2 separate regions of the Homo sapiens genome follow, and region 1 is linked to region 2. Evidence: chromatin contacts called from ENCODE Hi-C or POLR2A ChIA-PET data. All regions are on one chromosome and are shown on one strand. Each heading gives the region's core, a stretch centred on a gene start or an enhancer-like site at or near the end of the contact. The rest is flanking DNA. Distances are from core to core; before and after follow the strand shown. Region 1 holds the start of ABI2 (abl interactor 2). Region 2 holds the start of RAPH1 (Ras association (RalGDS/AF-6) and pleckstrin homology domains 1).

Region 1 (3,491 bases), core at 288-2,787, 210 kb before region 2:
TGCAGTGGCACGATCTCCGCTCACTGCAAGCTCTTCTCCCAGGATGACGCCATTCTTCTGCCTCAGCTTCCCGAGTAGCTGGGACTACAGGCGCCCGCCACCATGCCCAGCTAATTTTTTTATTTTTATTTTTAGTAGAGACGGGTTTTCACTGTGTTAGCCAGGATGGTCTCGATCTCCTGACCTCGTGATCCGCCCGCCTCGGCCTCCCAAAGTGCTGGGATTACAGGCGTGAACCACCGCGCCCGTCCTAAAGTGATTTTTTTTTGAAAGTATAAGTTTCCTCATCATCTGAATGAAAAAAATTCACTGTAGGAGGGCCAAGAGATCACCAGATTAAGAAAAGTGTTGAAACAATGGATCTTGTTCTAACTACACAAGTCTAAGATGGTACTGCCTGGAATCAACTTTGATTTTCCACAGCACAAATAAAGGTCATGGCTTCATATCTCAGCAATGGTCAGGAGTTTTAGTTTTTCCAGATTACATTGTGTGGGGTAGTCTGATTTAGGAAAACAAGACACAGTATCTGGAGAATAAAAACAGAATTATAACTCTGCAAGAGGAAAATTATCTGCCTTGAATTTTTGTAGCACTTAATGTTTTTTCAAGGTATTTTCACAATAAACGTTGATTTTATCTATGTAACAGCCCTGTGAAGAAGGCAATTACTACTAGCAAAATCGTTTTCAAAATTTTAAATACTGAATCCATGAATAGGAAAAAGGACAGCGAAGTTGATAGCATTAGAGAAATGACAGAAAAGGTTATGAGTGAGGAAGCGAATCATAGAAATGGCAAACATAAAAAGCTGAGGCCCACGGCACCGCAAACCAGGAGAGAAAGGGGCTAATCTGGCAGGGGAGAACAGCGTTAGTGGGGAAGTGCAAAGAGGCAGGGGCGCAGGAAAGCTGGGGTTAGGAAACTGCAATTCACTGCAACAAAGAGGATGAGGTCAAATCTGAGAAAAATGAAGTCAGGTGGCATTGAAAGCTGCGTGGAAGTTTTATTCCTGCCCTGTTGAGGTGTGATCTTTCACAGAGGAGGGTCCCAAGAGTGGAGGCTGTGCCCTCCTTCGGCCTCCCGTCAGCAGCAGAGGGAGAAAAGCCTCGAGAAGTTCCCTAGGCCGATGACCTCCATGGGGACGGAGCCGAGATGAGTCCCGGAGGGAGCCGGCAGGAAGCCAGCTGAGCAGGGTGGTGTGTTCCCGCCGGGCTAACAAAGGCCGCCGGGAGGTGGGGGCTTCTCCAGCCGCTCCAGCGGCGGGCGGGCGGCGGAAGGGTTAACTGCACCACCAACTCCCGCGCGCATCCCGGCCCCTACCCCCGCCGTCGCTAGGAGACGCCGGAAGTGGGGGAGGGGCCGGCGGCGCGGGCGAGGGTGGGAATCTTTTTCGGGCTCCCGGGGGCGGAGGGAAGGGAGCGCGCGTGCGCGCGCCCGGCCGGCCGTCGCCGCGGTGACCGTCCTCGGAGTCCGTCGGCTCGCGCCCCGCCCCCGTCGCCCCCTCCCCTGTCGCGCGCTGGGGCTGTTTCTCGCTCCTTCCGAGTTACCGCCGCCGTCGCCGCCGCTCCTCCTCTCCCGGTCCTGGGTTTCCTTGGCGCTGCGGCCGCCGCTCCCTCTGCGACCTGTATGAGGAGGAGGAGGAGGAGGATGTGAAGATGGCGGAGCTGCAGATGCTGCTGGAAGAGGAAATCCCGGGGGGCCGCCGGGCCCTCTTCGACAGCTACACAAATCTGGAACGGGTGGCCGATTACTGCGAGAACAACTACATACAGGTGCGAAGCATCCCCAGCTGGGCCGCGTCGGGGACCCCCCCGCCGGGGGCCGCGCGCCTCGGGGCGTGGGGCCGAGGCCGCCTCGGGGACACGGCCCAGCGGAGCCCCCGATGGGGGTGGGGAGCTGGGTGAGGGCTGGGGCTGGTGAATGGGTGGGAATTCTCCGGCTGGAGAAACTGCATTTTAAAAACCTTTAAAAAAGCGGTGAAGCAGTTCTCGGCGTGGTGCGTGTGTCGCGTCCCGCCTCCTCGCCGCTCCCGCCCTCGGCCGCCCCCGCACTCCGCGCCGGTCAGCGTTCCGGATGGCGGAGGGGGCGGAGAGTGGCATTTTCTGTTTGACGGAATCCTGCTCCCCACCTTAGGGTAGGGGTGTCGCGGGTGTTGACGGGTTACCTCCATCCCCCAAATTCTGGATGATTTTTAAGGGGTTATCTTGCTGCAGAGTGAAGTGCTTCAGGCTTCAGTTTTCTGTTCCTGTGAATGCTTCAGAAACCCTTTCTTAATATTTTATGTTCTAAAGGGGATACGGTAGAAGAGCAGCAGTTTCTTGTTGGAAGTTAATGCCATTTTTTTCCCTATGGAGAAGGATGATGAGCTGATTCCCCCCTCCCTCCTAGTTCTGTTAGAATAGGCAGTTTTCCTGGGGGTGGGAGGAGGACAGACTATGACTGTTTCTTAGAGAGAATTGGGAAGATGAACCTCCTGGTTTAATTTTTTTTTTTTTTTTTTTTTTTTACCGTGATGGATCGTTTGGCTCAAGGGCTGATAGTGGTAGGGGCGTGTGTATGGAGGCGGGGGATACCGGATGGTATGAGATCCAGCTGCTCCTGGATGAAGCAAAATATTCTGTGGATTAAAAAAATCCTTCTTTAAAAATTACTTGAAAGGATAGCAGGTTAAAAGGCACAGTTTGCAAAATCTAAAATCTTTTGCTTTTTTTTTTATGGTTATTTTGAATTATGGGTTCTGCCTCCATTTTTTTTCTTTCCCGTTTAAATTCTCTTGGGATAAAGATGGAAATGGAAGCAATATGTTAAACTGTTTCTTCACAGTCTTTTTTTTTTTCCTTTTTTCTTGCTCCCACCTCCATCTCTCCAGGGATCCTTCTTTTTTCTTTTCTTTTTGAGACACAACCTCGTTCTGTAGTCCAGGTTGGAGTGCAGTGGCGCGATCTCGGCTCACTGAAACCTCGGCCTCCTAGGTTTGAGCAATTCTCATGCTTCAGCTTCCCGAGTAGCTGGGACTACAGGCGCCCGCCACCACAGCCGGCTAATTTTTGTATTTTTAGTAAAGATGGGGTTTCACCATGTTGACCAGACTGGTCTCGAACTCCTGACTTCAAGTCATCCACCCACCTCGGCCTCCCAAAGTGCTGGGATTATAGGCGTGAGGCACCTTTCTTAACATTAGCTATATAGGAAAGCATTTTCATGTCTTAGTGTAAATTTTAAAAAACAGGTGTTACAATTTTATAGGTTCATAAATTTTGTAATGGCCACATTGTTGATCGCGGAAGTGAGATTTTGTTTGATTAGACATACTGTTATCTTGTAGACAACATTTGTATTTGAGAATGACCCGAACCACTGTATAAACCTGTTCCTTCGAAAGAGGCAGTTGACTATGGCTACTAGGAAAGGAATGTAGGCAAGATTAATACAAAAAAATACAAATGTCCACTTGTAATGTACTTTGCTGATACAAGTGGGGTAGAAAA
Region 2 (3,456 bases), core at 792-3,291:
CAACATCTACAAATAATTCTTTATTACATTCAAACAGGAGACAGCAATCTAAATTATACAAAATGTCTAACCCAAAAAATCATGAATTAAGCTTTTTGTACTTACTTGAGTAGGGCTGCATCTGGTTTCTGGGAAATTCACCACACAAAAAGCAAAATAACGGAGACAATCTTTGAAGGTCAGACTCAACAAGAGTTAAAAGCTATTGAGCGTCTCTATTTTGCCCCTCCCCCAAAGGTCCTCCCCCTCAATTCGGCTCTCAAAGGATAGCACCACCATGTGAAATGTCCTCCTCCCCATCTGAATCTGCTGAAATCCTACTCATCCTTAAAGGTTTCACTTAAATGCCGAGGCTTCCATGCATTCCTCCCTCAATTTAGAATTAATCTCTCTTCTTCGCTCTCCTATTCTATACCTCAACATTTTACTATATAGTTCACTGTATTACACTTACCTACATTCACTAACCCCCCGCACCGCACCCCCAAAAAAACCACCCCGAGGAGGAAAGGAATTTAAGGTGCTGTTAAACACCTCTATGCCAGGCAAGGTGCTACGCATTTTGCATACATTATCTCATTTAATCTACATGAAAAACATCTGGGGAGGTAAACAGGTGGTGTTATTCCCATTTTACTGATAGGGAACGTACTGCAGAGTTCAATAGCTTATCCAACTCACATTGCAAGCCAATTCCAGGGCGTACGGTTTCCCCCACTCCGAAGAGCTCTTTCCACCACCCCATGCTTGTTCACCTGGTGTCACCCAGCCTAACTGACAGAGTAGGTATTCCATAAATGTTTGCTGAATTTAATATCCCCATGGACTGACTCTTTAATAATCCGATCACGCCTCATCCCTAACCCGTTACCTTTACTGTTCCTTAACGGTGGACTTTACCTACATAAGCAGCTCTCCACATTTCCCTGAGAAATGCTGCAGACAACATCAACCCTTATTGGAAGATTGAGTGAAGAACTTTTCCATTCTCCCGGATTTCCCCAACGGATCTTCCCAAAGAATTTAAGAAATGCACACACGCAAGACACATGTAACACTTACACCCTCCCTCAAGGCTCTTATTTCATATTAAACCATGTCTTCGAGCTTGTAAGCAATAAGGTTTATGCGGTTTCCAGCTCACACAGTGGGGACACCCTAAGTCACTGCCTTAAGAAAACCACATCTTTCAACCTGTCTTAACACGAAGGCATCCTAATACTATCACACTGCCCCCTCCCTCCGTCCACCCCCCCCCCCCCCCCATGAATTGCAGTTTGGATTTCCGGCGGGAATGTATAATACAGACCGCAAGAGGAGACGCGGTTAAAAAGCAATGAAGCAATTACTTATCCTGTTTAATTAGAAAGAAGACACAGAAGGAGCCCCGCCTTTCAAAATCTCTGCACTGAACTCATCTATGAAAGATGGGGGCATCGAAACCCAAGCAACCCGACATCCAGTAGCTGGTTTCTGCAGCTGGGCGGGGGAAAGTCCTTTCCTCCCTGCGGTCCCGGGCCACCAGCCCCCGGTGCTGGGTCGGAGAAGCCTAACCGCACCCTCCCAGGCGGCCCCTTATCTCATTGTCTCCCTCCGTCGCGGTCCCCAGGGGCGCAGGGTGCAGTCCAGGCCCCACCGACCTCCATCCACCAGCCGGGAGCGGTCCAGCCAGCCCCGGCCCGATCCCCAACCTGGCAACGACCCCGCCCCAGGCTGCCGCCGACCGTACCGCACCCGGATGGCGGGGCCGGGCGCCGGGAAAATGGAGGCGGGAGCGGCAGGAGCGCCTCACGGCCCCGCGCCCAGCCGGCTCCCTACCCCCTGGCCCCGAGGGCGAGGCTAACCACTCACCGCGGCAGTCGGTCGGCCTTCCCGCGGCCCCGGGCAAGGAAACCGCCGCTCGCGCTCCTCCAGCCGCTGCCTCCGCCTCCTCCCCAGGCGCGGCGCTCCCTCGCCAGAGACGCAGCGACTGCCAGCAGCTCCCGCGCCGCGCGCTCAGTGACTGACTGACTGACTGACTGACTGACTGACTGACTGACTGGCGGGCGGCGGCGGGAGCGGGGGCGGGGCGGCCGCAGCGCCCCGCGGCGGCGGCGGCGGCGGCGGAGCCGAGTGTGCTCGCGTCCAGCCGAGACGCAGAAGGCGGGGTTGAGGGCCGGACTGCCGACTGTAGGGCCGACTCGCGCGGGACCGCGCGCCGCCCCCGCCCGCCGCCAACCACTCACTTCCGGCGCAGGCCGCCGCGCCCGCCGCCCTTCCCTAGCCCGCGCCCCGCGCCGGCCCTCCGCCCTCCCTTCAGGCGCCCGGCCGCGCCCGGCCGCACTCAACCGCGGCTCCGCTCGTGCCTCGCCTTTCCTCCGCAAGTCCCTGTGAGCCGCCTACAGGAACGAGTGAATCAGAGAATGAATGAGTGGGGAGGAAAATCCCAGTGCTGCCCCACCCCCTGCTCGCCTTTCATAGGAAGCCGGCCCAGCAGCCTCTGTCCTAGCGCCCTGGGAGGCACAGCAGCCTCCAGCAGTTCTGTCAGGGAGCTGTACGCATCCACCTTTATACGCTGTCCGTGTATTCAGAGACTCCAGAAACGCATCCGGGGTTGGCTCGGTCACTTACAGGACCATTGTCGTTGAGATCTGTGAGGCCCTTCTTTAGGAAATCCCATTTTGGCCAAAAAGTCTCTGCAGTTTCATGGAATGTATTGGGAAACTTAGGAACGGGACATTTCGATGACCTTTACTTTTTAAACTTCGAAATCTGTTAATCCTGCCTCCTTAATTTCTGTCCCCCCACCCCATCGGAATTGTGTAGTAGTAAGGTGTCGGCATTTTTCCTTATCGCTAAGCTCAGCTGCTGCCTCTTTAGATGCAGGCTTGACTTCGGCAGACTTTTAGATTTTAAGTATGTCCTTATTTTGACCTTCACCTAAAGTTGATCAAAGAAAGGAACAAATGGAACTAAGTTATGTTTGCTTGGCTACATGCAAAGCAAGTTTGTTGACAGCATTAAAACAATTGAGAAATTGGGAGTGTGACCTGAAATTGGTTGCAATGAACATTGCTTTTTCATGTCTTCCCATCTGCTTGCTAAGAATTTATTTAAATTTTCACAAAGCATTGACTGTACATTCCTGAAATCCTAGCTCCCTCTCTAAGAATGAGAGTGTTCATTTCTCTGTCCTGGGGCCAAATCCTGGTTTGGTTAATTACATTCTTACTTCCTGATATTCTTGAGGACTTTCAAGTGGTTTCAGTCTTTTTTGTACAATCTGTTCCAAACTGGTACACAATCTGTTTCAAATTGGTATTTAGAACCATACAATACAGATACTGGCTGCCTTTCACACTTGAGATATCTGTACTTTTGAAACATAACTGCCCTTTTGTATTTTAAGTTCAGTAGGTATGTCAATATTCTTGTATAGAATAATACTATCTCTTGACTGGATTAAGAAAATGTGGC

The links. Hi-C counts contacts between places; a loop is a spot of excess contacts on that map. ChIA-PET counts read pairs that join two places held with the same protein, here RNA polymerase II (POLR2A). Pooled maps may share reads with other maps.
Region 1: a map of chondrocyte shows a loop between it and region 2 (5-fold over the local background). The contact joins the promoter of ABI2 here to the promoter of RAPH1 in region 2. A Hi-C loop is called at or near these places in 2 of 168 maps with a recorded cell type or tissue (Right ventricle myocardium inferior and chondrocyte) and 19 of 50 pooled maps. POLR2A ChIA-PET finds 5 or more read pairs at or near these places in 1 of 52 experiments (WTC11).

The regions. Positions count from the first base shown.
Region 1 is chr2:203,326,857-203,330,347 of GRCh38, forward strand. It overlaps ABI2 (abl interactor 2), which reads left to right and starts at 1,538. Exons shown (of 12, transcript NM_001375670.1): 1 at 1,538-1,775. The coding sequence starts at 1,659. RefSeq lists an enhancer at 425-1,395 and silencers at 1,197-1,536, 1,293-1,480, 1,757-2,106.
Region 2 is chr2:203,533,260-203,536,715 of GRCh38, forward strand. RAPH1 (Ras association (RalGDS/AF-6) and pleckstrin homology domains 1) reads right to left here and starts at 2,042. Exons shown (of 14, transcript NM_213589.3): 1 at 1,852-2,042. RefSeq lists silencers at 1,811-1,910, 1,981-2,070, 2,121-2,190.